Regions from separate parts of the Homo sapiens genome. Here all the other regions are linked to region 3. The links are chromatin contacts, found by Hi-C or POLR2A ChIA-PET in ENCODE. All regions are on one chromosome and are shown on one strand. The core of a region is the stretch at or near the end of the contact, and the rest is flanking DNA. Distances in the headings are between cores, read along the strand shown. Region 1 overlaps ARHGAP26 (Rho GTPase activating protein 26). Region 2 overlaps LOC124901092 (a long non-coding RNA gene). Region 3 has its middle 95 kb from the start of SPRY4-IT1.

Region 1 (3,424 bases), core at 224-2,723, 620 kb before region 3:
ATGTATGCTTTAAGCATACTAATCAATACATATTGAATTAATGAATGAAGAAAGAGAAAACAAGACTAAAGGACATCTGCCAAACTACTCAAATAAGATACCAAAGTGTCTTACAAGTGGTTACTCAACATCCTATATATAGATTCTCACAGGACAGCACAAAATGTAAGTCTCTTTTGCTCCCAAATGTCTATGAGATGCAGTCTTCATTCTGGGGTATAAAGGGGAAGTGGCAGGGGTGGTCACAGCAGAGGAGTGAGCAGGAATGACATAGCACATCCTAGAAGCAGCAGGCCCAGTTCTGCAGCCCTTACTAAGATAAAATCCCCACTGAAGGGAAATCCCATCCAAATCCTCTTTGCCAGAGAGGAGAAGAAGGTCAAACAGACTAATCCTCAAAAAGACCTGAAATTCTGGCTCACCTGGGCCACACCAAAAGACATTCCCCTGGGAGCAAGAGACAGGCACGAAAGGTGGCATGCCCCACCCTCCCACCTATGCACTGGTGACTCCTCCTCACCCGACACATATACCTCGGCACCCCTCTGAGCTTGGATACAACTCCAGCCATGTGACCTTGGAAAGGTCTCAGGCCCGTGAGATAATACCAGAACCACCCTCACACAGGTAACTGTGGCCCAACAGGTAATACACAAAGCCAGCGTCTGGCATATAACTCAACATGAGTCAGCTATAAATGTGAGCAGACAATGGTGATACAGAGACCCAAACGCTGCAGTACACTGCCCTCCCTTGAAACTAATGCGTGGCTTTCACACATGGATACCTTAGGTAGCCAGTTTCACTGCGGTGCACAAAATAAACCTCTTTGACCATAACAACAAAAAAATCAAAACGTGATTGGTCTCACAGGGGAAAAAAAGGCATGTGAGTGAAGTGTGGGTGAGGAAACAAGGAGAAAATGCAGGCAGGGAAATGGAAAAAAAGAAAAGGATGCAGCCTGACCAACTGCTGACAAGCCAAGAGCTGAGCTTGGGGAGGAAGTAGAGGCAGGTCTCTGTGGGGACTCAGAGCTTAGTCTATCAAGAAGAGAGATGTGAGGGGTCAGTCATGTCCCTGAAGCCATCATGGTGAGGACCTGCCAGCCAGAAGACAGGGCCGCCAGTTATCTGGACACCAGCCAGAGCTGACACTCAGCTGCTTTAGCTGATTTTAGTACTGAGAAGCTGATATGTGTCTGTACATAAACAGTACACACAGAAGCCTCTTCCTTTTCTAAAAATACACGGGTCTGCAGTTCAGCACTGAGAAGGCCACCTAGAGCACATAACAAAGACAGTAACTGCGGATGTCTGGCCACCAGAAGGAAAAGCATTTCCTTTATCAGCAAAGGGCGTGAAGTCACCCTTTACCCCAGAGGCCTGACTCCATCTAGGGGAACTGCATGGCACAGAAGACCTCCATGATTTCAGAGAGCTGACCTGACTCCCACCTTGGACATTTGCTATTCTTAACTGCTCTGAGACTCAGCTTCCTCATCTGTGAAGCAGGGTGATAACAAATACCCACCCGGAAGCATTCTTCTAAGGATGAGAAATAATGAATGCAAACCACCTAGACACAGTTCCTGGTACAGAACAGACGATCAACACACAGTAGCTTGGTTCTTCCTAAAATCCCAGAGTCTTTGCTGCTCCCTCTCCTCTCATCCCTGAAATAACCCAACTGAGGAAGAGAAAGACTGATTTTCCCTGCTCTCGTAGCAGCCTCCCTCAAGAGCTGCAGCTCCTCAGGATATTCCTGGTGCTTGTTCTGGGCAGCAACACAGGCCAAGAAATCAGGAGTCTGCTCACTAGCGAACGGAGGAGAAGACGAAAAGGAAGTGCATCCCTCCAGTCCTCACAGAGGGCTCCTCCACACGTGCTGGTCTCAGTTAAGTTCAGCAGGCATCAGAGAGCAGGGGAGGAATAGCCTGCAAAACGGGGGCTACCATCCTACAATCAATTAAAAGAGTTCTTTTTTTTTTTTTTTTTGAGACGCAGTCTCACTCTGTTGTCCCAGCTGTAGTGCAGTGGTGTGATCTCGGCTCACTGCAACCTCCACCTCCCAGATTCAAGCGATTCTCTTGCCTCCGCCTCCCAAGTAGCTGGGATTATAGGAGCCCACCACCAGGCCCGGCTAATTTTTATATTGACAGGATGTCATCATGTTGACCAGGCTGGTCTCAAACTGCTGACCTCAGGTGATCCACCGCCTTGGCCTCCCAAACTGCTGGGATTACAGACGTGAGCCACTACGCCCAGCCTAAAAGAGTTCTTATTCTGGAGTTCTCAAAGAGCTCTAGAAGGTCCTGGCCCTGAACCCTCTGAAATTGAAAATGAATTTTGGGTAAAGAGGCTTTTTCTTGGGAAATTGTCCTGAACTTTCATCATATTTCAAAGTCTTTGACACTACCCTCAAAAAGAAAAAAAAAAAAGCTTTAAAACTGCTAACTCATTCATGGAAAACAAGAATGTCTGAGAAAGACTAATATAAAGCACTGGGCACTGTGGCTCACACCTGTAATCCCAGCACTCTGGGAGGCCGAGGCAGGCGGATCACCTGAGGTCAGGAGTTTGAGACCAGCCTGGTCGATATGGCGAAACCCCATCTCTACTAAAAATACAAAAATCAGCCAGGTGTGGTGGTGGGTACCTATAATCCCAGCTACTCAGGAGGCTGAGGCATGAGAATCGCTCAAACCCAGAAGTGGAGGTTGCAGTGAGCCGAGATCGTGCCACTACACTCTAGCCTGGGGAATAGAGCAAGACTCTGTCTCAAAAAAAAAAAAAAAAAACTCACTTTTAGCTCACATGTAATGATACTTGTCAAGTATCTTATTATATATTAACTCACTTAGTCCCCACAACAATGGAAGGAGACAGTTATCATCTCTAGATGAGGAAACCAAGGCTCAGGAGCACACCACTTCCCAAGACCCCATAACTAACAAATGGCAGAGCCAGGACTCAGCCCTAAGAATGCATGAAGCCAAAGCTCAGGCTCTTCATCACCATATCACAGTGTCACCTTCTGCAGATCAAGCCCCAGATTTTATAAACTAAAAGGAAAAGTGGAAGGAAAGAAGGTAGAGGTTATGAGAGATTGGTTAGAACCTGACTTATAATTCAATGCTTTTTCTACTATATCCACCGTGCCCCATGTCTTCATACAACTCATACTGAGAAATGTTTTAATCATCAAAAAAAAACACGCCATAAGGAAGTGTAGTGGTACCATAAAACCCTCAGCTTCCTTGCAGAAAAACAGGGATTATACGTCACTACTCCATAGGTATGTCACTGAGATTAAAAGGAGGCAAAATGTGCAAAGCACGTGGGTTTGCCTGGCATGTCTGGCACGGAGTAAGCACTCAATGAATGGTAGGCATCATTGTAATCATGACAATCTAGTGAAACAGCAT
Region 2 (3,572 bases), core at 541-3,040, 520 kb after region 3:
GGCTCTGCCCACCCTGTGGCCAGGCTGTTTATGGACCTAGGTCTCCCTTACTAGACATGAGCTCTCTGTGCAGAGACCAGATTTACCTGTCTCATAGCTGTATCCACGAAGTGAAGAACAGTGGCTGGTATGCCAGCAGTCAGTAATTATCAGTTGACTGATCAATGGGACTGAGCCTAAACGTAGACATTCTACCTGTAAGAGGGATGCACTTTTAAATCCACCCTCTAATAATCTCCTAGGTCTGTGCTCCACACCGCTCTGCTTTCCCATAGCCCCTACACTACTACTTACATAGTAGATAATAACAGCTAGCATTCCCTGAGTGCTTACTGTGTGCCATGCACTCTCTCATTTAATCCCACCAACACATAATGAGATAAATATGATTACAATCTCCATTTTACAGATGAGGAAACTGAGGCTGTCTGAGGTTCAGCGAATCCCCCAGGGTCACAATGTGGTACTGGGATGCTGAACAAATAATTGCTGAATTGAACTGATAGCACTGGCATTACCCTGTGCCTGCTTTCTCCGTGTCCACCGATCTCAGCACAAAGCCTGGCGCAGAGTGGGTGTGCACTCACCAAGCGAGCAAAACCCAGTCCAGCCTGCGGCGGGAAAAGAGGCCTCCTCGCTCCTCTCCCCGCTCCCCCAGAGCTCCCTCTCCCCATTCATCTCCCCTTCACACCCTTAATAAAAGCCCTGAGATTGACCGATTGAAGGGTGTGATTTCCATGGGAGAGCAGCAGCATTTACATGGGAACATTCAAACAGGAACAGAATTCTTCCGCGAGGGCATGGGCTTCAGAAGATAGCTGTGGATAGAGAATTGCCGGGGGAGCGGGTGCCTACGGATGGGGAGCGATCCTTTATTTATTTATTTCCCTCCAGGAGCCTTCACCTTTCATTAAAACACCCTCCGGATGTAGGTGCAATCAAACATTCATTAGACAAGCAAGTTACATTTTTAAAAAACTAACAACGCCCAAACACACACACACACACACACACACACACACACACACACACACACACTCACGCAGCAATAATCAATCTGCGAAATGAAACCGGTCTTTCGGGCGAGAAAAGCAGCCTGTGTTTGTCTGTACCGCGCTCCCCAAGCCCTGCGTCCTCCAGGCGAACAGCCGGCAATGCCCCGAAGCCCGCTCCCCACCCCCAGCCAGCCGGCCGTGACACGAGGGGTCCTTCCACGCAGGCCCTCCCACTCCTTTCCTCGGCAGGGTTTCCCCACGGGTCTGAAGCGCACAGAGAGTTCTCGCATCTGTTCGCAAACCCTGACTCGAGGCTCAGAGCTCAGCACTGGGGGTCATCTGCCCAGGGCAGCGGGCATTTCCCTAAAGCCCTGTGGTTGGGGGAACGGGGATACCGGGCGGTTGACCGGCGAAGCTGGCAGTCCTCTGCCCCTCAATCAGGACCAGCTTCCTGGAGGAGGGGACAGCGGCGAAGCCGGGAATGGGGGCAAGGAAGTGGCTTGACAGATGGGGAGTGGGAGGCTCTTTCCAGCATATGGGGCCGCGTGGGCGGAAGGAGTCTGGGCCTGGCGGTGGGGAAGGGTGGGCACGGGGCTGCGGAGACGGTCCCCGGAGCGGGGACGCGGGCGGAGTGAGGGTGGGCGTGTGAACGGGACGGAGAGGGGAGGAGATAAGCCCCCCAAAGGTGGGGGCGGGGAGTGGGGGCGGCCTTGGATGCGCTCACCCGGGAGCCTGCGGAAGGCGCAGCACGCCGAGCGCCTTGCACAAGGGCGCCCCCTGATGGCATCTCAAGCGGCAGACACGGTTTCCATTTTCTTTTGACATCAATGTAACAAAATCCTCAATTGAGCGCTTCCTAGAAGCCTGGCGCTGGGCTGAGATCTCCTTTGGAAGCCACTACCGTGCCCATTTTACAGCTAAGAGAACGGAACCTCAGCGAGGTCATACAGCAAGAGCCAGGATTCCAATCCATGCATTCATTTACTCAACAGTTCTTAAGAAGTCCCTCTTGTAGGCTGGGGGCTGGAGGTACTGCAGTACACAGATGAACAGGTCCCTGGCCTCGCGGGGCTTATAGTCTAGGTGAGGAAACAGCATACAAGTAAACAAATAAATGAGCAAAATAATTTCAGTGCTGCGGAGGAAATAAACCAGGGTGTGGAGCTAGGCAGCAACTGTGCTCTCTCGGTTTCCCCCAGCCTGCCTCCCCCTCGCTGCTCCCTGGGGGACTGAGATTTGTCAGCCTTGGCTTCAAGGCAGGCAGCAAAGGAAGGTAGCTCTGGGGGTGGAACGAAGTGGGGGAGTGCAGATTCCCAAGGCCAAAAGCCGCTGTCATCTGGGTCCCGGCCACCCCCTCACATGTACTCCGACTAGCACCTGCAGCCCTAGACGTTCCCACTATGGCCAAGCATCTGAATTATTTCCTCATCTCAACCCGATGAGTTTTTAATCTGTCTTTATACAGCAGCCTGGCTGCCTGTGCTGGGATTATTACTGAGTTCTCTGCACATCGATCCCGCCTCCCCTGGCCGCTCTGACCAAGTGAGGCTCTGAGATGGCGGCGGGAGGGGTCTTGGCTCTGGAAAGATTTAGGGGAGTGCCAGTGCTTGCTGTGGGCTGGGGCCTGCAGCACTCAGGTGTCAGATGCCCAGGATTTCAGGGGCACTGCCCTCAAGGCTGGGCTGAGCCAGGGTGGAGGGGTATGGGTATGAAGAGGCAAAGTTTACAATTTGAGCTCAGGAGATGGGGCTGTTTCAGCAATACCAGGCTATTGTTTATTGGGGCAGCTTTGCAACTCGAAGGAGAAAGATGAAAGGAGGGAGGAGAGGCTAAGATTACCTGGGACAAGGGCAGAAGGTAGGGAGAAATGGCTTCTAGTCCCAGTTTTGCCACTTACTAGCATGTAAGTGCCCTTGCAAGCTTGTAAGTGCCCTCAAATGACTCATCTGTAAAATGGGAGTGATTGCAGTGTGTGTTCCATGAGGTAGTATGCACACAGAGCCTTCATACACTAAACACTCAATATGTCAACTATTATTAGCAGCATCATTATCTGTAAAATGGGAGTAGGAATCCTGGTTCTGCTTCCTGGAGATATCTCTCATGAAACTCAAATGGACACAGGCACCAGGCCCATGTGAGGGGCTATTGTTATTGATCCGCAATAAGGTCAACAACACCAATAATGGCATGAACAGGCATGAGGCAGGCACACATATTCTGTCGCTCCCACATTCAATCAGTGACAGACACACTCAGTCTCAGCCTTTCAGACGTGCAGCCTAGATACACCCTCTCCTGCCTTCGGATCAGCCTGATAGTGGGGAATGTGGGACAGAGGCTGCCACATGCGACTTTTCATTTGCCATGGTGCCAATGAATATTTGAGAGTGGCCTTTCAAGCATGCAAATCCGACCATCACACATGGCCCTGGACAAGCTCCAAACACCCTAGCATGGCCTGGGGCTGTCTTTTGCTCCTGCCTTGTCTTTCATCTCCTGCCCATCTTTCATCTCTTGCCTCTTGCACTCTGAGCTCTCTATGCTCCTGCGACATACTTGGCCTCTCTTGCCTCT
Region 3 (3,269 bases), core at 214-2,713:
CCTATCTCTACAAAAAGTAAAAACAAATGTAACTGGGCATGGTGATGCACACCTACAGTCTCAACCACTCAGGAGGCTGAGGCGGGAGGATTGCTTGAGCCCGGGAGTTCGAGGTTAGGGTGAGCCATGATTGTGCCACTGCACTCCTGCCTGGGTTTGAATTCTGGCTTCATCACTTAACAGCTAATCACTTCAGACAAGTTGCTCCATCTTACTTAGCCTCATTTTTTTTGTTTTGTTTTTTTGACACAGAGTCTCACTCTGTCACCCAGGCTGGAGTGTAATGGCATGATCTCAGCTCACTGCAACCTCTGCCTCCCGGGTTCAAGAGATTCTCCTGCCTCAGCCTCCCAAGTAGCTGGAATTACAGGCACCTGCCACCACATCCAGCTAATTTTTGCATTTTTAGTAGAGACAGGGTTTCGCCATGTTGGACAGGCTGGTCTTGAACTCCTGACTTCAGGTGATCCGTCCGCCTCTGTCTCCCAAAGTGCTGGGATTACAGGCGTGAGCCACTGCGCCCGGCCACGATGTCATAATTTTTAGTAGATATTACTGAGTTGTGCAAACATCACCACAATTCAGTTTAGAACATTTCTAATACCCCAGTAAAATCCCTGGTGCCCATTCAGTTCGTCCTCATCCCATCCTCACTCCCTGGCAGCCACTAATCAATCTACTTTCTGTCTCCATAGATTTGGCATTTCCGGGCACTTCCTATAAATGGAATCATACAATATGTGGCCTTTTATGTCTGGCTTCTTTCACATAGCATAATGTTTTTGAGGTTTATCCACACTGTAGCATATACTGGTACTTCTTCCCTTTTTATTGTCAAATAATATTTCATTGTATAAATTAACCACATTTTATTTATCCACTCATCAGTTGATAGACATTTGAATTGTTTCCAGTTTGGGGCTATTATAAATATTACTGTTATGTAATATTTGTATAGATGTTTTTGTGTGGATATATGTTTTCAATTCTCTTGGGTCTATACATAGCAGTGAAATTGCTGAGCTGTATGGGGAAGAAAAAGTATGGGTTGTCTAACTCTTTAAGAAATTGCCTCCCTGTTTTCCAAAGTGGCTTAGCCTCAATTTCATCATCGGCAAACTCAATATACTGAGTCTCTCCCTTGTATGGATATAGTGGGGTTTGATAAGTCAATGCATATAAAACATTCAGTACAGTGCCTGGCTCATGGTAAGTGTGCGATCACTGCAGCCTCAACCTGCCAGACTCAAGCAATCCTCCTACCTCAGACTCTTAAGTAGCTAGGATTACAGGTGCACACCACCACACCCAGCTAGTCTTTGTAGTTTTGGTAGAGATGGGGTTTCCCCATGTTGCCCAGGCTAGTCTCAAACTCCTGGTCTCAAGGGATCCGCCCATCTCGGCCTCCCAAAGTGCTGAGATTACAGGCATGAGTCACCATTGGCACCCAGCCAATGCTACTTCTTTAATTAACTTCCTGTTACTTACCTAACTCTTCTGCGGCTCTGGTAGCTCTTTGAAGGTAGGGGTTGTATCTCAACTGAGTCTTTTTTTTTCTTTTTTTGAGATGGAGTCTCACTCTGTCACCCAGGCTGGAGTGCAGTGGCGTGATCTTGGCTCACTGCAACCTCCGCCTCCTGGGTTCAAGCAATTCTGCCTCAGCCTCTCGAGTAGCTGGGGTTACAGGCACGTGCCACCACGCCCCACTGATTTTTGTATTTTTAATAGAAACAGGGTTTCACCAGGCTGGTCTTGAACTCCGGACTTCAGCTCACCTGAGAATCCCCAGCCTAGCAGAATCTCACTCACGCCAGGTGCTTTGTCGGTGGATGAGGAAACTCAAATATAGAGCCCACTGCGGGGCAGGACAGGTGTGGCACTGCCCCAGAGGCACACAGTCCAAGGGAATTGTGAGAGGGAGACTCCTGGGGAGTGCATCAGACAGGACTTCATGTGGGAGGCAGCCACTGAGCTGGGCCTTGAAGACCACTTTCTGCAGGGTCACAGGATTAATCCATAAAGAGATGCTCTCCACACTTCAAGGTAAAGCACCCAACGTCTTCACCTTCAACTAAATCCTGAGGCCCTTTTTTTTCTTTTCAGCGTCAAGGATGAAGGATGGGGCGGACACTGTCTGTTTTCTCAGTGACCTGGCAACCTAACCTAACAGCTGTGTCCAGCATCAAATACTCCTCCTCATCCCCTGCTCTTGCTCCCCAAGACCAGGAGCAGGCGCTGGAGTGCTCCTCCCTGGGGCTGGGCCACAGGCCTTAAAACTCTTTACTCCCACCTCCTTGGGGTACCCCTTCACACCTTCCTGAACATCCTCCAGGCCTATGCACACGACGGAGAGCTGGGGGTGGGGTGTGGGGTGGGTGGCAGCGACTGGGCCGTGGAGAGGATCGGGGCTCTTAGGGTGCTTATTCAGATGCAGTGTTGCTCTTTGCCCACCTCCCCTCACTTCCTCCCATGCCTCTCAGAGAAGTGAAAATAGAGCTGATGATTGGTGCGAGGAAGCCTGTGCCCATGGCCCGGAATTCCTCCAGCCTGATTCACGGGCTTTGGTTCTAATGCACTAGAATTCTCCACTGGGCGGGGGCACCAAGAGGATTCTGGACCACAGCGGTCACACCTGCTGCTCACTTCCACCTCTCACATCTGCTGTGAGGCCCACTCCCCACCAGCTCCATCAGCCAGAAGGCTGCTGTGGCTGGGGTTGCGAGAGAAGGGAGGCGGAACACTTCCTATCCCAGGGGCAATTTCAAAATCAACGCATCCCTTGCCGACCCAACGGCAAACCAACTGCTTGTTTAAGGAAATCAGTGGAATGTATGCAATTAATTACAGGGCAAATCTCAAGTCAGACTAAATACTGGAAATCAGGAACCAGAGTCCAAGTCCCTTTCGTGATCGGAAGGGGGAACTTCCCGATTTGATTGCAGAAAGCAATTTACTTCAATTAGCAGTGACATAAACAGAGTGATTGCTTAATAGGAGCACTGAATCTCTAAAAAATAAACAGCCTGAATTGCATCCTTTACCATTATATTAGCAGCATGGGATTGCTTTTCCCAAGACAGGTTTGATTAACTCTTTAGGAACCATCCTCACTCCTAAGCAGATCTCTTCAGAGCTCCTAAAAAGTCTTCACATCATGGTCCTGGCATTTGTTGTGCACCTCGGGCATATATGTTCATCAATTTGCTTGTTGCTTTAACTTTCAAGTCTTTTAATCCTCTATAATCCTGTGAGATATGTATTATTATGCT

What was found. A loop is a pair of places that touch in the nucleus more often than their neighbours do. ChIA-PET counts read pairs that join two places held with the same protein, here RNA polymerase II (POLR2A). Pooled maps may share reads with other maps.
Region 1: a pooled map shows a loop between it and region 3 (2.4-fold over the local background). The contact joins two enhancer-like sites. A Hi-C loop is called at or near these places in 1 of 50 pooled maps. POLR2A ChIA-PET finds 5 or more read pairs at or near these places in 2 of 52 experiments (activated T-cell and activated naive CD4-positive, alpha-beta T cell).
Region 2: a map of CD8-positive, alpha-beta T cell shows a loop between it and region 3 (2.5-fold over the local background). The contact joins two enhancer-like sites. A Hi-C loop is called at or near these places in 1 of 168 maps with a recorded cell type or tissue (CD8-positive, alpha-beta T cell) and 2 of 50 pooled maps. POLR2A ChIA-PET finds 5 or more read pairs at or near these places in 1 of 52 experiments (naive thymus-derived CD8-positive, alpha-beta T cell).

What each region holds. Positions count from the first base shown.
Region 1 is chr5:142,843,425-142,846,848 of GRCh38, reverse strand. All of the region lies in intron 1 of ARHGAP26 (Rho GTPase activating protein 26), which reads right to left. Among named protein-coding and RNA genes, the nearest start is that of ARHGAP26-AS1, 24 kb to the left of the region's middle. Within about 2 kb of position 1,473, at least 18 of the 41 ENCODE cell types and tissues checked have a DNase peak (open chromatin) inside an H3K27ac peak, as active enhancers do.
Region 2 is chr5:141,700,514-141,704,085 of GRCh38, reverse strand. LOC124901092 (a long non-coding RNA gene) reads left to right here. Exons shown (of 2, transcript XR_007058973.1): 2 at 410-720. Among named protein-coding and RNA genes, the nearest start is that of ARAP3, 20 kb to the right of the region's middle. RefSeq lists enhancers at 1,697-1,846, 2,435-2,935. Within about 2 kb of position 1,790, at least 7 of the 41 ENCODE cell types and tissues checked have a DNase peak (open chromatin) inside an H3K27ac peak, as active enhancers do.
Region 3 is chr5:142,221,990-142,225,258 of GRCh38, reverse strand. No RefSeq gene overlaps it. Among named protein-coding and RNA genes, the nearest start is that of SPRY4-IT1, 95 kb to the left of the region's middle. RefSeq lists an enhancer at 1,779-1,828. Within about 2 kb of position 1,463, at least 3 of the 41 ENCODE cell types and tissues checked have a DNase peak (open chromatin) inside an H3K27ac peak, as active enhancers do.